Regions from separate parts of the Homo sapiens genome. Here region 1 is linked to region 2. Evidence: read pairs that join two places in POLR2A ChIA-PET (ENCODE). Cell type or tissue: Caco-2. All regions are shown on one strand. Each heading gives the region's core, and the rest is flanking DNA. Links, peaks and the distances in the headings are about the cores only.

Region 1 (5,384 bases), core at 226-5,225, 240 kb after region 2:
TAAATTTAAGAATGAATACTTGATTCAGTTACTGGAAATCCTATTTTAAACAATTTGCCTGTGGGGAGGGGAAGAAACAATTGAGTATATGAATTTACTTTTTAAACTATAAAAGTTATAAAATCTAAATATAGACCGAATATTTCCAATGAAAATTTTGCAAATTGAGATGCTCTGTTATGTTAAAATATATACTAGATATAAAATATTAATGGTTTTTTTATATTGAGTAAATGTGGAAATGATAATATTCTGGAATATATTGGGTTAAATAAAATATATTATTAAAATTAATTTCACCTACCTGTTTCCTTTTACTTTTAAAAATAATTTCCTACTAGAAAATTTCAAATCACATATATAGCTTGCATCATACATCTATTGCTAGTATATACAAATACAAACTTACTAAATAAACACATTCAGGGACAAATTACAGAAAAATGCTTCATTCTAGAAGTTTACTTTAAGCTGAAAATACCTATGTTGTCTCTAAAATACAATCCCATTTACACATTTAAAGTACATACAATTTGGGAAAAAAACAAGGTTATAATGAAGAAAAGCCACATTCCTGGAATATTTCACAAATAAAACACGAGAAATCATATTGTACCAAAAATATTAATAGTGAATTCAATGAAACATGTCATAAAGAGAAAAAACCAATTTGGCATCTAACACGATGAGATCAACAGAAGGTAACTATTGCCCCAGATACACTTCTCAGGGGGATTTAACCACAGGCTTATGATCTGAACAGATCTGTGTCAGCTATTTAAGAGAGCCAAAAAGAAAAGTTGCAGATTGAGAGTATTTAACAATACAGAAAACTGAGGCAGCAACTACCAAAAGTCATTCAAATTGTTCTTTTCATTAAGGAAGGTGAAGAAAATTATTAAGCCACAAGGAACTGGGAAAGATACAGAAAACTCAAAAACACAGAATTTGAGAAAAGTTTGGTGGCTTTTTCTTTAATCACAGGAATGTGTAAAGAAAAAGACTTATGGATCCTAAAAAAATAGTAATTGCTTAAATAGATGACATTGATGGATATTATTTTCCAATAAATGTTAGGTATTCTAAAAAAGAAGGGTCCGCCTATTGCCATAGAATACATCGATTACTTTATGTGACAAGCAGACCAAAAGAAGTATGTTTGGGGGGAATATTTGTTTTTATCCACCTTTAACATTTTGGCTCAAATCATATTTAGAGGGAGTTTCTCAGCAAGGGGTCTTCAGTTACTCAGGCTTCAGAGAACATGAATGAACCACTTCCCTTTAAATGGTAACTTGGCAACTTGCTGAGGTGACTAGAACACAAGGATCCTTGGGGAGGAAGGAGGATTCAAATCCCAGAAGCAATGCTAACAGTCCTCTGAACTCCTGACTTATTAAGGGACAAGACAAAAGTCATTTACAAGTAGAGTAGATCTTATTCAATCAGTAAAATAAGCAGCACAAGTTTTGAGCGCCTACTATGTGTCGGACATTAAATGAGCTCATGTAATCCTCACAATATCATATTCTCTCCATTTTACTAATGATTTTACTAATAATGAAACTGGTTAAGATTTTACTAATAATGAAACCGGTTAAAAGAGTCTAAGTCACTTGCCCAAGACTCACAGCTAAGAAATACCAAAGCTGGGATTTGAACCAATGGCTGAGAACCCAAGTGTACACTCTTTCCACCATACCACAAGACAGTCCTGATCCACAGTGTTATAACCTTTGAAGATGGCTACAGACTAACACCAGGGCTCAGAGCACTGCTTAAAATCCAAGAGGAGCAGAGATAAGTGAAATTGATAAAATACAAACAATGCAGAAAACAAGAGAAAGCAAAAGTTGGAATTTTAAAATTGGGTCTTTAAAATTATCAACAAAGCCAGGTGCAAATTCTCATTCCTATAATCCCAACACTTTAGGAGACTGAGCTGGGAGGACTGCTTGAGGCCAGGAGTTCAAGACCAGCCTGGGAAACATAGTGAGACCCCCCCATCTCTACAAAAAGCTTTTTTTTTTTTAATTAGCTAGCCATGGTGGTGTACACCCACAGACCAAGCTACTCAGGAGGCTGGGGCAGGAGGATCACTTGAGCCCAGAAGTCTGAGGCTGCAGTGAGCTAGGATTACACCACTGCACTCCAGCATGGGTGACAGAGTGAGACTTTGTCACTCAAAAAGAATAAAATAAAAATGATCAACGAAATTGACAAACCTCTAGCTAAACTAAGGAAAAAAGAGAAAAGACTGAAATAACTAAAATCAGAAGTGAAAGTGGGGACATTATTACAGACCTTACAGAAATGAAAAGGATTGTAAAAGAATACTATGAACAGTTGTATGCAAACAAGTTAGATAAGCTAAATAAAATGGACAAATACCTAGAAACACATAAACTACCAAAACTGACTCAAGAAGAAATAGAAAATATGAATAGACCTACAGCAAGCAGAGGTTGAAGGGAACCCATTCTATGAGGCCAGCATTACCCTGATACCAAAGCCAGACAAAGGCATCAGAAGAAAACTATAAATCAATATCCCTTATAAATACAGACAAAAAATGTTCAACAAAATACTAGCAATTAGGCCGGGCGTGGTGGCTCATGCCTATAATCCCAGCACTTTGGGAGGCCGAGGCGGGTGGATCATGAGGTCAGGAGTTCAAAACCAGCCTGCCAACATGGTGAAACCCCATCTTTACTAAAAATACAAAAATTAGCCGGGCATGGTGGTGGACGCCTATAATCCCAGCTACTCGGGAGGCTGAGGCAGAGAATTGCTTGAACTCAGGAGGAGGAGGTTGCAGTGAGCTGAGATTGTGCCACTGCACTCCAGCCTGGGTGACAGAGCGAGACTCCGTCGCAAAAAAATAAAATAAAACAAAATAAAATAAAATACTAGCAATTACACTCTGACAAAGTGGGATTTATCTCAGGAATATAAGGGAGGTTCAAGACACAAAAAGTCAGTCAATGTAATGTACCACGTTAACAGGCTGAAGGGGGAAATATCATTTCAGTTGATGTGGAAAAAGCATTTGACTAACACCTTTTCATGATAAAAACACACAACAAACTAGGAATAGAAGCAAACTTTCTCAACATGACAAAGGACATTTATGAAAACCCACAGCTAGTATCATACGCAATGACAGAAAACAGAAAGCTTTCTTCCTATGATCAAAAACAAGACAAAGACACCCTCTTTCTATTCAGCATTGTACTAGAAATTCTAGCCAGAACAATTAGGGAAGAAAAAGAAATAAAAGGCATCCACGTTGGAGAGAAAGAACTAAAATTCTCTCTATTTGCAGATAACATATTACATGCAGACAAACCTAAACACAAAAACTATTAGAGCTAATAAATGAGTGCAGCAAGGTTTCAGGATACAAGATCAATATACAGAACTCAGGTGTATTTCTATACACTAGCAGTGAATAACCCAAAAATGAAATTGAGAAAACAATTCTATTTACAATAACATCAAAAAGAATAAAATATTTAGGAATAAATTTAACCAAGGGGGTACAAGACTTGTACACAGAAAACTATAAAACCATGATGAAAGAAATTAAAGAAGCCCAAAAAATTGGAAAGACATTCCATGTTCATAGAAAACATCATTAAGATGGCAACACTCTAAGAAGTGATTTATAGATTCAATGCACTCCCTATCAACATCCCAACAGCCATTTTTGAAGAAAGGGGAAAAGCTGATCCTAACATTCATATGGAATTGCAAGGGACCCTGAATGGCCAGAGATCTTGAAAAAGAACTATATTAGAGGACTTACAATCCGCAATTTCAAAACTTAATACAAAGGTACGGTAATCAAGAGTATGTTACTACCATAAGGATAAATGTATAGTTCAATGAAATATTAAAAGTCCATAAGTAAACCCATACACCTATGGTCTACTGATTTTCAACAATAGTGCCAAGACCATCCAGTGGGGAAAAGAATAGTCTCTTCAACTAATTTTGCTGAGACAACTGGATATCCAAATGCAAAAGAATGAAGGTGAACCCTTACATAACCCTACATGAAAAATTTAACTCAAAATGGATCAAAGACTATTGAGCCCTAAATATAAGAGCTTAAACCATAAAACTCTTAGAAAAAAGCACAGGGATCATGACCTTGGGTTAGGCAATGGTTTCTTAGATATGACACAAAGAATATAAGCAACAAAAGAAAAATTAGATAAACTGGATGTCATCAAAACAAAAAACTTTTGCTCATGAAAGAACACTAACAAGAAAATGAAAGACAATTCACAGAGTAAGAATATTTGTAAATCATATATCTTGTCTAATATCCATAACATATAAAACTCTTATAATTCAACAACAATAAAGAAAACCCAATTTTTAAAATGTACAAAGGACTTGAATAGGCCTTTCTCCAAAGAAAATACACAAATGGCCAAAAAGTACATAAAAAGATATTCAAATTACTCATTAGGGAAATGCAAATCAAAACCACAGCCAGATACCACATCACATTCACTGGTATGGCTATGATCTAAGAAACAGAAAATATCAAATGTTAGTGAGGATGTGGAGAAACTGGAACCCCTATACGTTGTTGACGGGAATGTAAAACGGTACAGCTGCTATGGAAAACAGTTTGACACGGAATAAGTTAAACACAGAATTACCATATGGCCTAGCAATTCCATTCCTAGGTATACCCCAAAGAACTGAAGATTAAGTGTCCAAACGACTTTTCCGTGAACATTCATAGCAGCACAATTCACAACAGACAAAAGGTGGAAAAAGGCCAGACACAGTGGATTATGCATGTAACCAAGGCAGGATTGCTTAAGGCCAGGAGTTTGAGACCAACATAGGCAACACAGTGAGATCCTGTATCTAAAAAATAAATAAATTTTAAAAACAAAATTAAAAAAAAAGGTGGAAACAAAAAAAATGTACATCAACTGATGACTGGATAAACAAAATGTGGTGTATCATTGGAATGCATTCATTAGCATATACAATGGAATGTTATTCAGCTATAAAAAGGAATAAAGGACTGATATATACTCCAACATGGATGAACCTCAAAAACATTATGCTAAGTGAAAAGAAGCCTGCCAAAAAAGGTCACATATCACATGACTCCATTTATATAAAACATCCAGAATATGGGAATCTATAAAAACAGAAAATAGATGAGTGGTTGCCAGGGACTGGTGGTATGGGGGCTGGGGATATCTGCTTAATGGGTATTGGCTGTACTTTGGAGATGATGAAAATGTTCTGGAACTAAACAGTGGTGACGGCTGCACAACATTGTGAATGTACTAAACAACAACGACTTGTACACTCTAAAATGGTTAAAATGGTAAATTTTGTTAGGTGTA
Region 2 (5,384 bases), core at 247-5,246:
TTGCAGAATTTCCTTTATTTTGAAGGCTGAATAGTATTTCACTGAATACATAGACCACATTTTGTTGACTCATTCATCTGCCGACGGACACTTGGGATGCTTCTGTCTTTTGATTACTGTGAATAATGCTGTTAGGAGGATACAAATATCTGTTTCTGTCTCTGCTTTCAATTCTTTTGGGCATACGCACACAGAATGAAATTGCTGGATCATATGGTAATTCAATTTTTTTGTTTTTTTGAGACAGAGTCTCGCTCTGTCACCGAGGCTGGAGTGCCCTGGTGTGATCATGGATCATGGCAGCCTCGACCTCCCAGCTCAAGTGATCCTCCCACCTCAGTCTCCCAAGTAGTTAGAACTATAGGCATGTGCCACTGTGCCTGGCTACTTTATTTTTCGTAGAACCAGGGTTTCCTTATGTTGCCCAGGCTGGTCTTGAACTCCTGGCCTCAAGTAGTCTTCCTGCCTCAGCCTCCCAAAGTGCTGGGATTACAGGTGTGAGCCACTGCACCTGGCCAGTAATTCTATGTTTAATTGTTTGAGGAACCACCATAGTGTTTTTCATAGTAGCTGCACCATCTTCCATTCCCAACAGTACACCGGGGTTCCAATTTCTCCACATCTTCCCCAGTACTTGTTAGTTTTTAGTCCTCCCTTCCCTTCTTCCCTCCCTCCCTCCCTTCCTTCCCTTCTTTCCTTCTTCCCTTTCCCCTCCCTCTCCTCCCCTCATCCCTCTCTATCTCTCTGTTTCTTGTGACAGTCTTGCTCTGTCACCCAGGCTGGAGTACAGCAGCCCGATCATATCTCACTGCAGCCTTGAATTTCTGGGCTTAAGCAATCCTGCCTCTGTCTCCCAAGAAGCTGGGACTACAGGTGTGTGCAACCATGCCTGTCTAATTGTTTTTATTGTCTGTAGAGACGGTGTTTCACTGTGTTGCCCAGGTTGGTCTTGAACTTCTGGCCTCCAGTGATCCTCTTGCCTTGGCCTCCCAAAGTGCTAGGATTACAGGCAGGAGCCACCATGTCCGACTTATTTTTTGCTTTTTTAATAGTAGCCATCCTAAAGGTGTGAGGTGGTATCTCACCATGGGTTCTGATTTGCATTTCTCTTATGATTAGCAATGTTGAGCATCTTTTCATGTGCCTATTAGTTATTTGCATATCTTCTTTGAATGTCTATTCTAACCCATTTTTATACAGGAATTTTTGCTGTTGCTATTGAGGCAATCTATCATCTTCATATCCCAATCCTGCAAGATTGATATTTTTATGCTTATTGTATAGATGAGGAAACTGAGGCTGAAAGAGGTTAAGTGATTAGCCTAAAGTTGCCAACTGGACAGTGACAGGGCCCACACAGGTCAGTCTAACTTCACAGTTATGATCTTTCCACCCTGCATTCTGGAATTCTTACAAAACTTAGGTATTGTTACTGACAACAGCAGTGGTAATGCTGCATGGCCCTGTGAAGCAAAAAGAAGTAAGGAAGGTAACAAGTAAGGGTTGAGAGAACTTTGGTTTTGTTTCTGGGAATACTGTGCACATTTAAAGTGTAACATATGACTCCGGAACCATGATGATAAATTTTACACAATACTCAACACCTGTCAGATTAGAGTGTGGTGTTCAGTTTCAGGTATTACACAACTTAAGAGGAACCTAAAGAATTCATGGTGAGTTCAGAAGATAAGAAAGACAGTTCAGTGTTCAAAAGAGAAATCTGATCTGTGCAATAAACAATTCCAGTTAGTTAGGTGATGTAGAGGGGAGAAAAAAAAAGCTGAAAGCGAATGTTTTCCAAATAAATTCAATCTCATTTTAACTTTGTTCCCTTATAATGAGATTCTTGAATGTGGTCTAAAATGGAACATCTTCATACTGAAATCTACCATGTAACAAGTTATAGTAAGGTTGGGAATGTGTAGCAGATGTTGTTATCTAAAGAGTAGCGATCGGCCGGGCACAGTGGCTCATGCCTGTAATCCCAGCACTTTGGGAGGCCAAGGTGGGCGGATCACGAGGTCAGGAGATCGAGACCATCCTGGCTAACACAGTGAAGCTCCGTCTCTACTGAAAATACAAAAAATTAGCCAGGCATGGTGGCAGGCTCCTGTAGTCCCAGCTACTCAGGAGGCTGAGGCAGGAGAATGGCGTGAACCTGGGAGGCGGAGCTTGCAGTGAGCCGAGATTGGGCCATTGCATTCCAGCCTGGGCGACAGAGCAAGACTCCGTCTCAAAAAAAAAAAAAAAAAAAAAACAAGAGTAGTGATCAATCATTCATTATTTTACAGGAAGTAGTTTTACAATGTTGCAAGAAATGGGATAGAAATACCAGGTAATTTATAAGGAAGGTTATTCTGATTTTGAAGACTGTTTAATAATAAAATGCATTTTTTATGAAATCTTCATTAGAAGATTTTATCTTCTGAGGTTAGGCATTTGACTTAAATCCAGGAGAACAGAGGAAATGGACTATTTTTCAGAAAAGTTTTATGTATGTATGTGTTCTTTTCTTTAGGGTCTACAATACAAAGTAATGAAACATTTTGGGTATTACTAGGGATTGAAGAAACATACAGATATAATTCTGCCCTCAAAAAGTTTATGGTCTTATTGAAGAGACAATTCACCCAAAAAGTAAGCAGTGATAAAAGATGACAAAATCTGAAGAAGTGTTAAACTTTGTGATATAAATTGTAGGTCTCTAGGAATTTTTTAAACGACAAGATAAATGAGTGACAGAGCGGGACTCATCTCAAAACACAAATAAAAACAAAAACAAAACAAAACAAAAAACTTAACTGGGCCCTTAGGGGATAAAATATATATATATATATATATATTTTTTTTTTTTTTTTTCCTTTTAAACAGTCTTCCTCTGTCGCCTAGGCTGGAGCGCAGTGGTACAATCTTGGCTCACTGCAACCTCTGCCTCCCTGGACTGAAGCAATTCTTCTGCCTCAGCCACCCGAGTAGCTGGTGCTAAAGACGTGTGCCACCACGCCCAGCTAATTTTTGTATTTTTAATAGAGACAGGGTTTCGTTATGTTGGCCACGCTGGTCTTGAACTCCTGGCCTCCAGTGATCTGCCCACCTCGGCCTCCCAAAGTACTGGGATTACAGGTGTGAGCCACTGAGCTTGGCCTAAGAATAGGAAGAATTTGCATATGTAGGCAGGTATTCCAAATGTCAGTAGAAGAATAAAAAAAGGCAGAAATATGAAAATTTACTCATTCATCTATTCAATCAGAATTTCTTTTTTATTTTTGGTTATTTATTTGTCACCTTATTATTTTTTGTTTTCTTTTCTGAATTGGGATTTCTTAAGCCCCTACTACAGGCTGGGCACTATGCTAGACCCTAGAGTTTTAGAGTCCACTTGGACCTGATCCTCGCATTCCAGGAAATTTCAAGCTTAGTAGAGGGAGCAGTTAAGTAACCATAAAGATCCTAGAGTATTGTAAAAGCCATGATAGAGGTAATTACAGAGTTCTAAAGAGCAGAGTCAAAAGCATCTAAATCAGATTAACATAGGGTAGGGCTGGACAGGAGAAAAGTGGTTGAGGACAAACAGGAATAGGCATATTGGGGAGGGAGGGAGCAAAAGTGGGGAGATGGTGCCTAGGCAGAGGAAACTGTGTATGGGAGTCAGGGAGCAGACAATCAACATGCCACATGATAGAGCGAGAATACTGCTTAGCTGCCAAAGCTTTCAGAAGATGTTACCTCTGCCACCTGCTTTCCCAAGCATATATTAATAGACGCATCTTCAAACAGTAAGATAAAAGACCAGGTATCTGGATCCTTGCCTAAGAGCACAACTAGTTCTTATCAAGCAATCAATTGAGAGAAGTTATATTTAGGATTGCCTAAGACACATGCAATTCACCCAATCCTCTAAATAACCATTATCTTACCCTTGGATTACGAAGACCACAAGGAAACTTAGACTATATTCCTTTTGTCCCCTCACAAAACTGTCTTCATTGACGTGTACTATAATATTTTATCTTTGCACAGTTCATGCCAAGGAGTAGGCATATGAAACACAGCACTCTATTGGCCTGTTGACTGAGAAGCTACTATTGACTATTTTTTAATAGTTCATTAGCAGTTGACTACTACTTTATTAGGTGTCTTGTATATAAAGTATGTAAAATACTTCCTTTAGAACCAATACTAGGAAATATCTTGACTTTCCCTGGAGTATTTCTTCCTTTTTGATTGTGAGAACTATATACTCCAATTTATCATGTTTCCCTGTTTGCCCTGCCTATTAGGAATCTTAGAACCAAATTTCACCTCAACGACAATAAGTTTATTTAGGCTGATATTTGAAAACTTGGAATTATCTTGTTTTTTGGCCCTGACTTTCCCTTTATACCTTGTTATTTTATTGCATGTGGTTTTATATTTTAAGACCCTATGCTGGACATGAAAAGGCTATGCTGTACCTGCCTAGCTACAATCCCATCTGAAAAAATGGTCAGACATGCATACATTGGCAGCTTTGTATCACACAATCATACTACCCTAGTACCAGGCTGGCATCTGTCTGGAAGGCAGCTGCCACCCACTTTATTTAGGCCAGTTAAGGCCTGGGAGAGAGAGCTCTGCCCACCAGGGGCACTTTGCTGGAGGAATGAATGAGAAGTATTCCATTCTGTCTTCTGAAAACTGAATGTAAAAAAAAAAAAGGAGAGAAACAATCCCATAGAGAGAGTCACGTCATGAGTAGGGCGGAGCTGTCAGCCTAGACAACAATGGAAGCTGGCTGCGGAGGAGCCAGCAAATGACCTGGCCACGGGATGGGCTAACCCGAGCTGCTGTTCAGCCAGTAAAGCTGCTGATTCTCTCAGCAACGCTGCAGGTTTTCAGGAGGTCTGGCTCTTGAGACTGATTCCTCCCTGTGCTCATGTACAACAACTTCCCTTCCAGAGGTGAACTGAGGGTCTCTCTCCTCTCGATCATCAGAAGGCTCTTGTGGTAATAATAAGAATAAATGTACACATGTACGATGATGATTAATTTTGGAGAATACTAAAAAGGAAGAATAAATATAAAACAGAAGGCCTGTGAGCGGTCATTTTTCTGAGTTGTGATTTTGAAAATTCCATATTCCAGTATCTGATTAAAAACTATCAATAATTTATTGCCTAATATAATTTGAAGCTTAGGCATAAGTTAAAAAACTCTCCTGTCAAATTCCAAAATATCTTCATTTGGGCTTGTCACAAGTCTTAATTTCCCTGGGAATCAAATTACAAATAAATAAAAAGGGAAGGAAAATACCTCACTCTCACTTTTCAGTTCATTAGATATTAAAATAAGAGTGATTCTTCTAACCAACACCAAACAACTAAATGATACATACAGCAACTTCT

Evidence for each region. Peaks named below come from ENCODE experiments on the same cell type or tissue, not always from the same donor. Only the 100,000 strongest peaks of a DNase experiment are listed, where the experiment ranks them.
Region 1: POLR2A ChIA-PET joins it to region 2 with 9 read pairs; 2 of 35 experiments call an interaction of 5 or more read pairs at or near these places.

Annotation. Positions count from the first base shown.
Region 1 is chr14:75,669,756-75,675,139 of GRCh38, reverse strand. The region is part of intron 3 of TTLL5 (tubulin tyrosine ligase like 5); the gene reads right to left. Among named protein-coding and RNA genes, the nearest start is that of TTLL5, 11 kb to the right of the region's middle. RefSeq lists an enhancer at 1,411-1,500. In Caco-2, for the core only: no CTCF peak of the experiment used is centred there; no DNase peak of the experiment used is centred there.
Region 2 is chr14:75,911,493-75,916,876 of GRCh38, reverse strand. The region is part of intron 31 of TTLL5 (tubulin tyrosine ligase like 5); the gene reads right to left. Among named protein-coding and RNA genes, the nearest start is that of TGFB3, 68 kb to the left of the region's middle. In Caco-2, for the core only: no CTCF peak of the experiment used is centred there; a DNase peak (open chromatin) is centred at 2,146.